2 separate regions of the Mus musculus genome follow, and region 1 is linked to region 2. A link is a loop called in an ENCODE intact Hi-C map of the cell type or tissue named here. Cell type or tissue: gastrocnemius. All regions are shown on one strand. Links, peaks and the distances in the headings refer to the core of each region. The heading gives the core; the rest is flanking DNA.

Region 1 (8,330 bases), core at 319-8,318, 220 kb after region 2:
TGGAGCTCTGGTATTCCATGGTCCAGATGCCCTCCAGTGGTCATCATGGGGAACGGCAGGCTTCCTGTAGGCTTTGGGACTCCCCTAACTGGTTCAGAAATTCATTAAACTACCCACACCCACGCCAGGCTCATCCAATCCTCCTGGAATTCTTCACGTTACCCTTCCTTTTAAGGCGACCTTAGGGATTTCTAAAAAGAGAACTGAAGAATATCAGAGATGTCTAGAGAAGCAAGGTTTAGCAATGGAGGCTAATCTAGACACATTGTCTCAGAGTCCAGAGTCCCACTGAAATAGATTGTGTTAATGCCAAAGACGGGAGGAGAAAGACCACTGAGCCAAATCACCAGGGCCAAATTAATTAAAGCGGGCAATTAATCAAAGCAAACTTTTAAATGGGTACATGGGTTTCCTCCCACTGAGGCAGGATTTGAGGTCAGTTTGGATGTGAGGGAGGCAAGGTTTTTATAGCTCAGGGGTAGGGAGTTTTCAAATGGGGGATCTGAGACAAAATAGGCAGCACACAAGCACACCTAGTTAGTCATAACAACCTCTTGTAACAAAGACACGATTGCAAGGAGGTCGGAACAGCAGATAGTCCTAAGAAGGGAGCCAGAACAACCCGTTTGAAACAAAGACAGGGTTGTAAGATGGTTATTAACTTTTGAAAGGAAGACATGACTGCCGTTCCTGGAACAGGCAGTGCAGAACCTTTTGTAGTTAAGGTTGCAGGTGGGGCACAGCCTAGCTCTTGAGAGTCTGGAGGTGTTACCATGAACAGGAATGAACCTACTTTGTCTTTACTGTAAGATGGCTTTTAAGCCTAAAATGGAGGCCGGTTGGTTCTTCAGCGGGTAGAAGGCTATGAGCAGAGCACCATTCCTCTGTGACCCAGACACTGTGGGACTTGGTCTGTGGAAACACCCTCCTGCTGCCGTCGTCCCAAAAATCTAGTCCAGGACGAGGTTAGCCTGAATCCAAGAGTCTGAATCTATGGCTTGACGGATCTATCCTCCGCTCACCCAGGCCGTCTTTCCTTCCTCCATTTATCCATTCATCAATATGTATTGAACACTGGATATGTACCCAGCCTCGTGCTCTAAGTGCTGGGGGTTAAAAAAGATCAATTTAACACAGATACAGACACAGCGACTAAGAGTTGTTCATAATGTCCCAGACACCACATGGGGAGCTAATCCTCCCATTCAAGTGTTTACAGCATCTGTGTGTAGCTTGGAGGGGAGGTGGGAAGCAGTACCAGAGGCAGAAAAGCCAACATCACATTAGATTCCAGATGCCAGATTTCCTGGACAAAACCTGCCTAGGTCCAGCTAAGGTAGAGCCTGGCTCTCTCCTCCAGGGTCACTGTTGTGTTTTATAAAAAAAAAAAGAAAAAGAAAAGGAAAGAAAACAAAGCTAGGGATATGTTGTTTGGTGGAGACATGGTATGGTGTGGGAGAAGGGGTACCTCTGTGGGCTCATGCTGAGGCATCCCTTCCCCCTGAGGTACCAGCCACAGGACAGTATAGTATAGAATAGAGTTTATTTAGGGCATGAGTAAGGGGGTTGAGGGAGTAGAGACAGAGAAAGGCAGAGGGGGTTGGGTGGGTGGAGGAGTAGAGGCCCACGGGGTGGAGAGAGAGGGGAGGGGAATGGGAAGAGAAGGGACAAAGAGAGAAGAGAGATGAGCAAGAGAGGAGGGGCAAGCAGCCCCTTTTATAGTGAGTCAGGCACACCTGGCTGTTGCCAGGTAACTGTGGGGAGGAGCCTAGATGAACCCTCACCCTGTTCCCTGGGAATCCCTCCTCACCTTAAACAGATTCCCACTTCGAAAGGCACCAGAGTACGGCTCTCCTTTTCTGTCACGGCCCTTACCCAGGCCCAGAGCTTGGAGCCAAGTAGGTTTTTGTTTTACTTGTTTGTTTATTTGTTTGTTTGGTTGGTTTTTAGAGACAAGGTTTCTCTGTGTAGCTCTGGCTGTCCCAGAACTCAGAGATCTGCCTGCCTTCACCTCTGGAGCACTGGGCTTAAAGATATGCATCACCACTGCCTGGCTGGGAGCAAGGTTTGTTGATTTTTTGAAGAAGGATCTCACTGTGTAGCTCTAACTGGCCTCATGAAGCCTCCCTGGGATTACAGAGGTGAGCTGTCATGCCCAGCTTGGAGCACCGCCTTTTTAAAACCCATGCTAGCCAAGGATGGCTCAGCTGGGGACTTCACTCACCGGTACTTAGCACTGAAACACAGCTCCCTATTTCTGGTCAGACCCCCATCTGGAATCACAGGAGGGAGGAGGGCTGCAGGTGTTTCAGGGTCTGTCCCTCTGGAAGGTGGCTGGAGGAAGGTAGAGTTGGTAAGCCCATGTCACTGCTGTGTACAGCCTCCCGAGACTGTCCTCCCTTCCTGAGAGTTTCCCAAATGTCCTCCCTCCTGCCTTTTGCTGGGCCCATTTCCTCAGAACCCTTTGAAGCTTCAATAGCACAAACCTTGGTTCCTTCTAGGTCCCCTCAGCCCAGCCAGACTGGTGCTGTCCAATAGAAACATAACAGGGTTGGGGGGTGGGGTGGGGTGGCTCAGTGGTTAAGAGCACCTGAGTTCAATTCCCAGCACCCACATGATGGCTCCCAACCATCTGTAATAGGATCTGATGCCCTCTCCTGGTGTGTCTGAAGACAGCTACAGTGTACTCATATACATACAATAAATAAATCTTAGAAAAAAAAAAAAGAAGAAGAAAGAAACGTAACAGGGGCCACACAGATAATTTTAAATGTCTTAGAAACCACATTTTATTTTAAAGAATGACATAAGAAACAGATGGAATTGATTTTAATAACTGAATATACTTATTCTGTCTGAAATAGGACTTTGGCATGTGATCAACATTATGAACATAGACATTTGTTTCTAAGCTGGCATGGACATTACCTTCTACAGCAGCGCCTCTCGGCAGGCAAAGTGCTTGCTTGAGTGTACAGATACCTTTCAGGAGTCCAGGAGCCACATGGGCCTGCTGCATTGGACAGCAAGGCTCTAGAACCTTCCTTTGCTACTTGGCATGTGCATTTAAAAAAACAAAAACCCTCATGTGGTTCATCATTTCATCTCTGGGTATCTTGTCTCCTTAGGGAGATTAGGAGCTGCCTCTGGACAGAGTCCTATTTTATTCTCCTGCTTATCTCCCATGACACCTCAAAACTGTGCTCCACGCTCAGACGGCGCCCCAAGCGTGTTTGTTGATGGGAGTGAGCGTTGGGGGATTGATTTTTGTGGTTTGGTTATGGCTGTAAATGGTGTTTTATAGATTGCTTCTATAGAGGCTCCCTGCCGCAGTCGTAGCAGAAACAAGCAGCGGCGGTTGTCAGCAAAGGCAGAGAGGCCTCGGGGCAGATGGGGCTCCCTGAATCAGGAGGGGGAAATCCTGCTAGACAAGACACCATTTCTCTAACTTAAAAACCTGTCATTGCTGCCGCTTGCTCTCCCGTGCAGCCCTGTCTCCATCAGACCTGAGATCTAGGCCTTGTCAGGGTACATTACACAAAGGATGTGTCTCCGGTTTCCCACCACCGGCCTCGTAGCTGCTCAGGGTTGAAAAGGAGTTATTCAGGCTGACAAGAGCCTGGCCCACAGCAGATGCTCTGAGCGTGCTGTAGGGTGAGGAATCGAATGGATCGTGGGTGGCAGGGAAGTCTTTCATTCAAGTATTCATGAGCCAGAAATGTGTGTGGAGAAGTAACTACTGGGTTCTGGGTTCTACATGGAACAAGGCTGGTGTGTCCTTGCAGAGCCTGCCTTTTCATGGGAGCAGATGACCAGGGGCACACCACTGCGTGAAGATAGAATGACGAGCACCCTGGCTGATGAAAGGAACCAGGGCTTCTTCAAGGGGACAAGGTCTCTGCCTGTGGCCCAGAACACAGGAGTTCCTGCCCCAGGTCAGGAATATAACTGTTTAAACATGGGCTCCTACATGCTAGCCTGGGGCTCTATGAAATATCTGTTCTAAATTGCACTCATGATACCATAGCAGGCTAAGGCAATGCAGAGAATGCCCTTCAAATTACACCAGAGGGGTGTTTCTGTCCACGCCTGCTGCTTTGAAAATCTGGACCACAGCCCCAGGAGGAGTGGGCAGGTCAGCACGGTGCTCATTCTCTTTGCCACATCTGTTGCCAACATCTGGGTTACCAGGAAACACCTGGGTAGCCAGGCCCACCTCTCCTGTGTTCCCTGAGAGTGTCCTGGCCCCCTCTCTCCAATGACAACTGTCATTAGGTGCACTGTCTTAGAAATTACAGTGGATACATGGTCTCTGTCCTCAGTCTGCCAACAAATGAGACCTGGAGCAAGTGGCTCAGCAGAAGATTGCTCCGCATCACCCTGCCTTACTCTGGCTACAATGCAATCATTCCCAGCAAACCAGCTTGTCCCTAGCTCACCATCACACCCAGTAGCACAGCAATGAGCTGGAGCACAGCCCACCCACCCATCCGCGGCAGGGTTTTTGAGATTCTAGACCACTGCTTCTCAGAGAGAGGCCCAATGATAGCACAGTCACTTGCTGTTCCTGCTAAAAATGCAAATCCGCAGGCCACGGGCCAGATCTTCCAGGGCAGAGTTTCCAGGTGGAGGGCTCACATGTGTGCATTTTAAAAAGCACTCCGGAGAATCGGGACGCTCTGTTTTGCCCTAAGGTTTAAAGAGTCTCCATGTTTCCCAGGCTGGCTGAGCAGGGTGGGGGTCGGTTTCTCTTTTCAGTTGAGTGTTGGCTTTGACATTTTTATTACTGATGAAAAGCCATGATTCATGGGCTGTTAGTCACACACACACACACACACACACACACACACACACACACACACACACAAACCCGTCAGCCTGGAAGGAGTCAGAGGCCACTCAGAACAGAATCCTCCTATCTTTTCGATCTAGCTATAAAATGCTTACCTGAGCAGACACTGTTTAAAGGCCATTAAAATACCAGACACAGAATAACCCGGTTCCTGGAACTTTATAGACATATTTACTCAAACCCAAGTGCTTACAAAGAGTAAATAAAAGGGAAGCAAAATGAGTAAGCACCCCCAGAACTAAGAACCAAAAGTAAACAACCCTGTTCACTAAAATAAACACGGCAGATCCAGCAAGGATTAAATGACCGCTAGTCAGACAAGCTAGGAGCCAAAAAATGTTCCATGCCAGCTTCTGGGGGCCGGGGTGCCACGGTAGGGGGGCTGTTTCTGCTTCCTGGAGAGAGGGCTCCAGGAGCATGCACCTTTGGGGGTGAGGGCCAGAGCAAGGCAGTACCCTTGTGTCTGTGGAGAGTGTCCCAGAACTGCACAACAGAAAGTGCCAGGGCCTGAAAATGCCCAGGATTAAAGATTGTGTCTCTAGAGGCCTAAGGCCACATGAGAGTTTCCTAGAAGCGTAAGACACTAAGCCACCTATTTTGCAATTCCATAAGGATTTATTTAATATTTAATATATAAATACTGTGTCAGTTATTAAAGAGGCCAGAATGAGTAAAACACACACACACAAACACACACATGTGCCCACCATATACACACACAAAGACCAAGATATAACCTCAACCTCAACTTTCTCAAAGTTTAAAAAACGAGACAGTATAGTAGGAGAGGTTCCATGAACTACGATTTGCAGTTCACAGAATGGATTTAACTATAGGAACCTAAGTGTGTTACCTCATGCAACCCCGATTATATTCACGATAACTGCTCTTATCTCCCCAACTTTGTTTCCAGATAAGCAAACTGAGGCTCAAAGGAGAAAAAAGTTCAGTATCAATTTGTGACATCTGCCGATCTGGGTGGCGAACTCCCAGGCTGTTTCAGCCACCGATTGGAGAATAGCAATGAGTTGAGTGTCTGCTGGCTCCTGCGCACCAGGGCAAACACAGCCCACAGTTAATAGATGGAAGGACCAAGAGGTAATGATGAGCCAAGCACTTTGTTATACGGCCAACAACTGAGTGGCATTGTTGACATGTGAGGGCGATACTGCATGGGGCCTTTGTGAAGTGACATTTTTTACAGTTCCCCATAAACCCATGAGGCTGGTGACTAGTGCTTTTTCCTTTCTGTCTCACCCAGCAGAAGTGTCTGGGTTCCCTTCTAGGGCTGTTCAAAAACAACAACATAAAAAACCAAACTTTTCATTTAAAATAATTTTATACTCCAAGGGCACTGCAAAAGAGGCACATGTACTTTATGTAAAATAAATATTATTTGACATTTATGTAATTTTTGTCTCTGTGTAAATGTGTTTACCCTGTGGGTACTTCGGCCTGCAGGTTCAGAAGATACCCTGGATCTGAGATTACAGCTGGTTGTGAGCCACCATGTTGACACTGGAAACTGAACCTGATCAGTTAAGAGCAGTAATTGCCCTCAGCCACTCCCACGTTTCTCTAACACTTGCTTACTATCTCTGTACTCCAGGAGCTGAGACCTGCATTAGCAATTGAGATGCATTACCTGGCTCTGGCCTGCAGGTTATTCTCAGCTGACAGATGCTGAGACTTCTGTAGACCCTAAGAGGTGACACTGGTACCAGGAGAGGGCTCGGGAGCAGCTTGCTGCCTATGGAGATGCTTCAGAAGGCAGAGACAGCAGGATATGCGGATGGTTTATACAATGTGAAGAAGAGAGGTATGGAAGATAGACTGTGGGATCTGGCGAGAAGCTCATAGCAGAATTGTCCTTTACCAAGTATGGTATGAGCTTGCTAGGGAGACACGATCTACTCATCCTAGCCAGAGAAGGAACCAGCAGACCGAAGAAAGAGTCTGCAGTCTGTGTTGGCAAAGTAATGAATTTACTGGGGTTCTGTTCAGGAGCTTGGGGGGACTCACAGATAGCTGTACAAGAGAAAAGTCCTACTACGAGCCAGCATTCCTTTTCTGTTTTAGAGTAAGGTCTCATGTAGCCCAGGCTGGCCTTTTGTAGCCAGAGATGACCTTGAACTTCTACTTTTCTTGCCTCCACTTCACAAGCGCTAGGATCAGAGCCATGTGCCACCATGCCAGACTTTGCATTTTTGTTTTTGTTTGTTTTTACCTGTGAGGCAAGCTGCATCTGTATCCCACCACCTATTATGTATTTTAGCAGTTTTTTAAAAAATTGTTAATGATTTATTTTATGGGCATGAGTGTTTTGCCTGCATATGTGTATGTGCACAGCATGCAAGCTCAGTGCCCTCGGCGGTCAAAAGGGCATCGGATCTCCTAGAGCTGGAATTACGGATGGTTGTGAGCCACCATGTAAGTGCTGGTAACTGGATCTGAGTCATTTGCAAGAGCAATGACATGCTCTTAACCACTGAGCCATTTCCCCAGCCCCTTTAGCAGATCTAAAGTTAAGTGCAGCTAGGGTCGGAGGGAGTGGTAGGTGGAATCTCAGGGAAGAATACTGTGAAGATCCTGTGACCTGTTCCTACCTCTAGGAGCGAATAATTAGTACCATTACCATAGACTTAGCTATCTGCTGCATGGTTGGCTCTGTTTGTGCCATCATTATGACAACAGACCTAGGCCTCCATTATGACAAACAGGCTGCTTTGGTGTCAACTTGACACAAGCTAGAGCCATTAGAGAGGAAGGAGTCTCTGTTGAGGAAATACCTCCATGAGACGCAGCTGTAGGGCAATTTCTCCATTAGTGATCAACGGCAGAGGTCCCAGCTCCTTGTGGCTGCTGCCATCCCTCCATGACCTCTACATCAGCTCCTGCCTCCAGGATCCTGCCCTGTTTGAGTTCCTATTCTGACTTCCTTCAGTGATGTATTATGATGTGGAACAATAAGCAGAATAAACCCTGTCCTCTCTAACTTGCTTTTTGGTCATTGGTGTTCCATCACAGCAGTAGAATCCTAGTTAAGATACTCCTGTAGGACACAGCAGTGTTCTGTCCCAGGTTTGGTGAAACCCAGAAGTAGCAGGCATGCTACAGTGAAGGAAAGAAGAGATGGGATCACTTTAGGGGAACTCAGAACTTGGTGGGGATTCCCGTTAGATGTGCACATGGAGATGTTTAATAAACAGACAAATGTTTGGGGCTGCAGTTTAGAAGATGAAACATCTGGGATAAAGATAGGTAAGTTTGGGAATCGAGGGGTAGACACTAAAGCCATGAGACTGGAACAGATCCAGCAAGGGGCAAAGGTAGATGGGTCTCTCTCTCTCTCTCTCTCTCTCTCTCTCTCTCTGGTTTTTCAAGATTTTTTTTTAAGATTTATTTATTTTATATATGTGAGTACACTGTAGCTGTACAGATGGTTGTGAGCCTTCATTGGTTGTTGGGGATTGAAGTT
Region 2 (8,282 bases), core at 283-8,282:
CAGGTTCTCATTCTATGAGAACACTGCTACAGGCTCCCAAATGCTGGATTACAGATGTGCACCACCACAGCCAGCAAGAGTTAAAGACTTTATTACATTCCTTTGATGACTGAGATGCAGAGATGACACATTGAGAAACTACCCGAGAAGGCTGGAGGGGAAAAGAGAGAGCCTAACACTACCTCTAGTCATCCTAGCTTTGGAAAAAGTACCTACTAACACCCTATCTATGACTTGCCTGCCAATGCTATAATGGAGAACATGATCTGATTTCTGGTATTTTGAGGAGCTACTAGTATAGTAGGAATCACAGACAGATCCAGAATCCATGAAGAGCAGGCTGACTTCCTGCTCTTCCCTTCTCATCTCCTGCAGCTCCTAGAAAATATGGTGGTACTTTCTCTTTATCCCTGCCAATGTCAGCTTGTCAAGCTGGCATGCAGGACAGCACCATCAACATCTCTTTCTCCAACTGTTACAGCTTTTATTCTCCTGCTCTAATGGCCATCTCGGAGGCCTACTGTGCTCATTGTTTCTCAAACTCCTCTCCAAGCTGACTGATTCAACCTGGCTTCTCGAAGCTTCTGACTGAATTGTTCTGCTTGGCCTCAAACTAACTCTAGCAATCTGTTCTAATCTTCTGGCTCCTTCTTATTGTCTGGCTTCAACTGCCTCTGCTGACCTGCACTGAACTGCATGAACTTATGAATGAACTCAACTCCACTGCTCTGCGCTCACTCCCAACTGAATGAACCAAACTGACTGACTGACTTCCAACTCACTCCTTTCTCTCCCTGCACTGCTCTTAAATAGCTCCTCTTTCCTGTGCTGTTCCTGTAAGAGTTGGGTGTATGCTATCTCTGACTCATTCTGTCAAATCTTTTTCTGATTCAACACTTTGTCTGCCCCTCAATTAGACAGCGCCTTCAAACATGGCTGATTCCTTATAGAAACTAACCTTAGCCGCACTGTTTGGGATTAAAGATGTGACCTAAGGGCATGTCTGTGTTCCAGCCAGAGCAGCCATGTGACTAGATTAAAATTCTACAAACTGACTCAGAAGAAAACCTGCACTGCCTCTTTGGGCTCTGTGGCATTATTTCTATCAGCCACAGTGAAATGTCAGCTTTAATAGAAACAAATATGAGAGTTCTTTGAAAGGTCTATTGGTGTCAACGTGTGGCAATGCTGGATCCCAAAAGAGACAGAGTTTAGAACCATGTGGTCCTTCCTACTCTGACATTTGTGCATCCCTCCCTCCACGATTTAGGCTTAGTCTCTGCCTATCTCACAGAAAGCACAAGCAATGGGTATAGGGTGGGTCTGGTGGCATTCGAGGAGACTCCAAGCCACTCTAAAAGCAAGCCTGGTTCAGAGGCAAGCCTCTTCAGAACCCCCTTCCCTTCTCTCTTTGCACCAGATCTGTGCTCCACTATTCCTTGCCCCCAAGCTATGCCCCATCTCCACTTCTCTCCCAGGACCCTGGATATGGACGAGCTCTGGGCAACACTTTCCCATCACCTACAAACACTGTGATTCATCTGCCACCCAGAGACCATCCCAGTGACTGTCTGCTTAGTTAGCACTTGATAAAGCATCGTTCAATATTAAGAAACAGTTCCTAGAAAATTGAAAATAATCCCAGCAGCCTGCTCAAACAGTCAATCTTCCTCACAGAACATAAATCCTATGAATATTGGAGCCTGTGCTTTTTTTCCCCCCACAATGGATGAGACATGCAATGGATCAAATTCAAATGATTGAATAATTTATCTGGAAACCAAATTCCTCACTCTGCATTTTCTAATTTGCCACCTTGGATTCAGGCCACTGGTGGGCACTGCCAGAACCTGTTTTTGCTGGTTATCAGCAATGGCTTCATTGAGAGCTGAGCAGCAGGCTGTGTTTAGTACCAGTGCCCTTGAGTTTAGCTTTGTCTCCCCCGTTGCTGCTTAGAATTCCCTTTGAGAGCTCCAAGTGTCAACAGCCATGGTGATCATTTGAGTCAGCTGATATGATACAAGAAGAGATGTCACCTGGCCTGCCAAATGGTACACATCATTGCCAGCTTCTGTACCCTAAAGGAGGTGTGTAGGGCAATATGAGCAGATGGTCCACTGCTCCGACAGTCAGAGGCTGTCACAGGATCCTCAGCTGTCTAAGTGAGCTGAATCCTCAGCAGGAGGGCAGGGACAGCCACCTTCTTTATACAAAGAAAACGTGTTAGAACTCTAGATTGGAAATGGGCTTGAACTTGTCCAAGGATAATGAAAACCCTGGGCACTTGGCCAAGGTGTGACTCTTGCCCATAATCTGACTCTGAAAGTTACAAAAGAAAAGAGTATAGATTGTTACCCCCAACCCTGACCCCAACACTTCACACATGCTTACTCCCTAAGCCTTTTCCAAGGAAGCTGGGCTGGGTGTTTAATAGACCACGACCTTTACCTCCTTCCTCAACTCCTGTTGGAAGAATCCCTTCCTTTAGGAGACACAAACAAAGTCTACCCCCACCTTACAAGGTCCCAACAACAAACTGAAGTAGGATCCCACAAAGTTCACTCTGGGGAACCCGCCTGAGTTTATTGGTCACAGGGTACAAGCTGGCAAGGAACCCAGCATGGAGGATGGCTTTCCCATACATAGGCAAATAAACAAAGCACCCTTCTGTTAGCCTTTCCCAGCAGACATACTCTCCCTGCTAGAGACCTAGCATCTCCCAATACCTTGAGGTTGGGCCCCCTGAACACACTAAGCACAATCAAGGCAGAACTGCACACAGATGGCTTTGAGAAGAGGTTACAGTCTCTAATGACCTTGCCCAAACGCTGTTCTGAGGAAAGGTCAACGGCCCACAGGCCTCTCCTGTTGGTTTCTTGCAAGCAGGTACAACTCATCTGATCATGGCAGCTGGTTTTTTTTTGGGGGGGGCATACTCCAGAACACCTGCCTTATAATACCCATTCCCCCTCAAGCTATGCCATAGGAACAGAACACCTCTCTACTGATGTCCCGCTATGCTTTTTTTTTTTTTTTTTTTTTAATGTTCTCAAAGGTCCCAGGCCCTTGAGAGGATATGGCGCCAAAGGCTCAGTCAAGGAATGGTCAGTTGAAACATGGGACTTTGGGATAAATTCCAAATGTCCTCTAATGACATTCAGTCTAGTCACCCAGGCCCAAGCCTGGATGTATGTCATGGTCTCGACATCCTGTCTCTTACAGAATCATCCTAGTCTCCACTCCGCTCCCTAGCAGCACCCTTCCTGGTGACATTTAGAGCTGTGGAAAAAGCCCTGCCCAGGGCCCCACCCCAGAATTGCATCTTCTGCGAGGTTCCTCCTAAACTTCAGCCCATCCCCTATAGCTCCAGTATCCTCGTGTTATCCATTTCATATTGGTTGTTATGGCAACCCGACTCAACTTTCATATTGTTCTCACCTTTTGTTCTGAGGCCAGAGAGTCTCCTCACTTCACTGGATATCACCTGCTACTAACCCCGACTAAGATCTCCACGTGGATCCTCTTCTCACTTGCAGGAGAGGGCTCCTGGGAAAAGCAGGCTCCTTCATGGAGTTGTAAAGGAATCCCCACAACAGAAGAGCAAGCCAGCAGCCAATACCCAGAAAGGATTCCAGGCTCTCCCAGAAGCCTGTCGGCCAAGCCTAACTGTGATAAGGTCGGACCCTCTGTGAGACCTGCTCCACGCCTGCCTGTGATCTAGGCTTTACATCTGACCTTTGTTTTGATCCCTGGCAGAGTAATTTTACATTCAACCTTGGCATGGCCCATCTACCAAGTCTTTTGTGTTCAAATAGGCTAGACGAGCCAGTCAAAGGCATGACAGCATCAGAGAGCAAAGATGGGTGGGCAGCTGGGATGAAATGCTTAAAACGTGATGATAGCCCGGTTACTGTTGTCTCGGTTCTGCTCTGACTTAGGAAAACAGCAAACATCTCTGTGTCCCCTGCCTGCCCCAGGCGCCAGCTGTAGGCCTGAACCATGGCAGAAAAGGAGAGGTCAAATCGGATAAAGATAGGAATGCAGAACCAGCTCCAGAGGGAAAGGATTATGTGATGCCAAGGCATCATTAACCCTGGATGCTTGGTGCCGCAGACCTCCATGAACCTCCCAGAATCCTTTGGAACCCGCTTAAATGAAACCTGGGATTAAATCGGATCCGCCAGGTGGCAGCCTTCCCCTTGCTCTGCCGACAGAGCCTACAGTGCGCAAAAACCACCACCAGAGGGCTACACACGGCCGGCAGGCTCCAGACAGCTGGTTACCTAGCAACTGTGACGCAACGGGTCCTGTTTCCACCCCCCTCAAGGCCTCCTAGGTTATTTCTGGCAAAACAGACTGTTGCACAAGGAGTGGCTTCAGGAATCCTAGAACCCTTCCCACTTAAGCCAGAAGGATCTAAAATGGTCCAGCGGGCCCCCAACCCCGCGCCATCCTGGCGTCTAAGGGGCTGAGCCGCTACCTCTGCTTCCCAGATGCATTTCCCGTGCAGCTTTGTAGCCCCACAGGACTGAAGTCACCCTGATTTCCCTGGTGGCTAAAGGGAAGCAGTGCCTCCTTATCCCCTCCAGGGCTAGATTAATGGGCATGTGACCCTCAGTAGACCTTGAACTTTCTGTTCTTCTGCTATACTGAAGGGAGCTAAAGAAGGGAACAGCAAAACCCAGCTTGGATTTTCAGTAGTCTTGAATCTACCCCTCCCCTCAAGCCCTCTCTGTCCCCTGCTTCAAATCTCTTCCAGTTTGGATGGCCCTGGTAACACTTCAGGTAGGTAAATGTGGCCTGACAAGCCACAAGCGGCACCAAGAAAATGAGGCAGACACAAGACACGGAGTGTGTTGTAATGACTTCAAAGCCGGTGCCGTCTGGGCTGTGAAAGTCAAGGGGCCACTGGCCTGGCATGGGCAGTGACTCCAGGCACATCCCTGGGTCTGAGGAATGCCTGGCCCTGGTGCTGGGTTCCTAGGGTCTGTGAATCGCCAAGGTGGGGTCTCGGAGGGGCACCATCCTGCAGGTCACACAGGCATGTGCAGCTCGTTGTACTCGTCCTGACCATCCTCGTCAAAGTTCGGCTCCGCATCTTCAGAGTCCAGCTGCAGAAGAGAGCACGGGGTTGGGAAAGGCAGGGGGACAGACAAACGTTTCTCCTGTTCCTTACATCCTCTTCTCAACACCTATTCTCTCTCCAGGACCCCAGCTTGAAGTACTTCCCTGCCTCAAACCTTCATTTCCAAATCACCCAGAATGCCCAAATGGACTAGTACAATACCAACAGTGACACAGGATGCGTATGCTTAGGATCCTGGGATCCTGGCGCCTCTGTGCCCCATATCTGAGCTGAAAGAATTGCAAAATTCGGACTGTGAGGTGACTCAGCAGATAAAGGTGCTTGCCACCAAACTTGATGGCCCAGCTTCAATTCCCAGGACCCACGTGGCAGAGAGAGAACCTCAGCACATACACATAAACTACATTTTAAAAAGCCAGGTGTGGTAGTGCACGCCTTTGATCCCAGCAGAAGGCAAAGGCAGGTGGAGCTCTGTGAGCTTGAAGCCAGCCTGGTCTACAGACCGAGTTCCAGGTCAGCCAGGCAGGGCTACACAGAAAAACCCTGTCTTGGAAAACAAAAACAAGCAAAAATGCTGAAGAAGGAAGAGGAGGAGGAGAAGGAAGAGAGAGAGAGAGAGAGAGAGAGAGAGAGAGAGAGAGAGAGAGAGAGAGAGGAAACATGAAAAAATTTAAGAAGAGCAAAAAGATGTCCTTTGCTATAGCTGACAGAAACAGGGCCCAAGACTGATGTCTGTGCTATCCCATCCATACGCAGCCTGCAGCCAGGTACTTTGTTTAAGCACAACTGTCCACAGCAGGCCTGTCTTGTTCTTAAAGCCTCATATCAGCAGCTTTACCTGGATTCGTAGTTAACTCTCCCACCAGCTCTTCGGTAGACACAACAAGCCCACTAGACCAGTGAAAACAGCACTTCCGAGCATGCAGTAACTTTCCCCAGTTCACAAACCAGCAGGAAGCCAGGTATCTAAATCAGTGCCCACCCCAACCGCCTTAATCTTCCCAACCCCCCAGCCACCCCAAGCCGTCAGCCCTTACCGCCTGCAGCTCCCTGTCCTGGAAGAGCCGGGGCAAAAGGCAACGCCTCAGAGGCACCGTGAGCAAGAGCAGGAAAGGAAAGGCCAGCGAGGCCGCCGTTGACTTGACCACCCAGAGAAGTGCAATGCAGCCCAGCTGGATGCAGGTGAACAGGTGCATCCGCCATGTCTTCACCTGGGGTACAGGCTTAGTCTCATTACACCATGGCCATTCAGGCCCCACCCACTCCTTGGGGAACATGGCTCTCTGGGTCCCAGTTATCTTTATCTTCCTTCTGCTCATCCCTAGCCAAGGAGTCCCTCCAGACCCACTCCCATCAACTCAACCATGTCCCCAACTCCATGCATCTGGGCCTGACCTTGGTCACGTAGGGCTGCTCAGGATGGTGCTTTGCTGGCATGAAAATGAGCAGCAGACGTTGGGACAATTGGATACCAGACAGTGATGTGACGCCCATGTACAGGAAAATCCCGAAGAGTACAGCCAATGGGATCCGGCGCAACACAGCTCCCATGACGATAGACAGGCCTGGGGGAGGTAACACAGATCTGCCTACCCCTGGCCCCTGCCCTGCCCAGACAAAGGGCCTGGTAAGGGATTTGCTTATCTGAGCAATCTGGGCCTTCTTGACAGAGGTGGATCAGGACAAAGGGGAAGCAGGGAAGAGTTCCCAGTGTGAGGAGACTGGCTGGAGACCTAGGGGGTGGGCTAAGCATACTGCACCTGCAGATTCAGGAGGGTCAAGCCCAGCTCAAGCCACTGGGCCCAAGAAAGCAAATCTATGGGGAGATTCCAGTGCTCACCCACGAGGCTGGCAATGAGCACCCCGGTGACCCGCTGCTCCCGCACCTCCTGGATCTGGGGCTTGTCACCGGGCGCAATGGCAGTCCGCATTACCGTCAACGCGTTGACATGAGTGACAGAGCGCACAGTGGCAGCTGTGAGCCAGGGCAAGCCGAACAAGCCACAGAGGCCGCCCAAAGAGCCAATCAAAAGCAGGTCAAGATGGAAGCCGGAGCCCTTGAGTAGCCTCCGTGCCTTCTGGCTGACAATGAGCCTGTGCGGATTGAAGGAGAAGGAGCTAGCTAGCAGGCAGACCTGCCACTGGCACACACACCATTCACCCAAGGCTTGTGGGGAGGGGAGCACTGAAGACGACAGCTCTCCCCGGACCTGCCAGATTCCTCTTTCACATTCCCAAATTAAAGTTCTCACACTCCAGTAAACCTGAGCCAAATTCTCATGCTGCGAACATTTAAAGCACCACAAAAGCCAGATGCCAGATCAGACCGTGTTATTTTGGTTTAACCAAAATGAGAAATGTGTGAGCATCGCTGGGTGACAGAACACCCTGACAGAATTCTGAGAACTTCCAAGTGCCACCCTGCCAGGGGTGATAGCAAGAAGCACCAGGTCAAACCCTCCCCCATAGGAGAACCATGCCTGGGGCCACATGCCCACACCTGTTCCAGCCTGTTGCTCTAGCTCCCCATCCTCCTCCTCCTCCTCCCCCTCCTTTTCCCTTCTTCCTCCTCTCCTCCTCTTTCTCCTCCTCCTCCCCATCCCTCACTCACGCCAGATCCCAACAAACTCCTCACAGCCTACCACAAGGCATCACTAGACAGATAAGGTACCGGTGCCTTAACCCTGAAGCCAAGCCACCCGTCCATCTCCCTCCCTCTCCAGCCCTCTCACGCAGTGATCTGTGTCTCCATGAATATGAGGATGAGGACCAAGAGCGCGGGGACAGCAGCAGCCACCATCATCCATGGTGGGAAGGGGCGGGCACTGCCCAAGGGTGGGATGAACCATGTGCGCTTATGAGGGGAAGTCACTGAGAGCCCTGTAGGCACCGTCAGCTTCTGCATGGCAGGAAGGAAGACATGGGTCAGAGCCAGAGGCTGCCCATAGATGAGGTTTACATTGCAGCTGTTCCTACCAGAGTTCCCAGAACTCTCGGGAGCTGCTGAAACTCACTTTCATTCTCCAAAGTCACTATTCCAGGAGCCGGCAGAGGGCATAGCAATTCCCCCCCACCCCACCCCCCAGCTCCAAAGCTGTCAGGAGACCTGCTGTTGTAGAGACCTGGCCCTCTACACCAGCTCACATTTATTCCAAATTCCTGCCACTTGGGATCATACACAGTTAGATGACCTGGG

Evidence for each region. Hi-C counts contacts between places; a loop is a spot of excess contacts. Peaks named below come from ENCODE experiments on the same cell type or tissue, not always from the same donor. Only the 100,000 strongest peaks of a DNase experiment are listed, where the experiment ranks them.
Region 1: it touches region 2 in a loop (2.9-fold over the local background); 5 of 42 quality-filtered maps call a loop at or near these places.

What each region holds. Positions count from the first base shown.
Region 1 is chr1:75,334,765-75,343,094 of GRCm38, reverse strand. No RefSeq gene overlaps it. Among named protein-coding and RNA genes, the nearest start is that of Des, 21 kb to the left of the region's middle. In gastrocnemius, for the core only: no CTCF peak of the experiment used is centred there; a DNase peak (open chromatin) is centred at 4,518; H3K4me3 peaks cover 1,131 bases; H3K27ac peaks cover 2,905 bases.
Region 2 is chr1:75,555,642-75,563,923 of GRCm38, reverse strand. It overlaps Slc4a3 (solute carrier family 4 (anion exchanger), member 3), which reads right to left. Exons shown (of 23, transcript NM_001357150.1): 19 at 7,819-7,985; 20 at 6,927-7,180; 21 at 6,482-6,651; 22 at 6,124-6,297; 23 at 4,841-5,111. The coding sequence ends at 5,034. Among named protein-coding and RNA genes, the nearest start is that of Slc4a3, 13 kb to the right of the region's middle. In gastrocnemius, for the core only: a CTCF peak has its summit at 4,210 (motif pointing right); DNase peaks (open chromatin) are centred at 4,244, 4,957, 6,283, 7,835 and 2 more places; H3K4me3 peaks cover 359 bases; H3K27ac peaks cover 1,045 bases.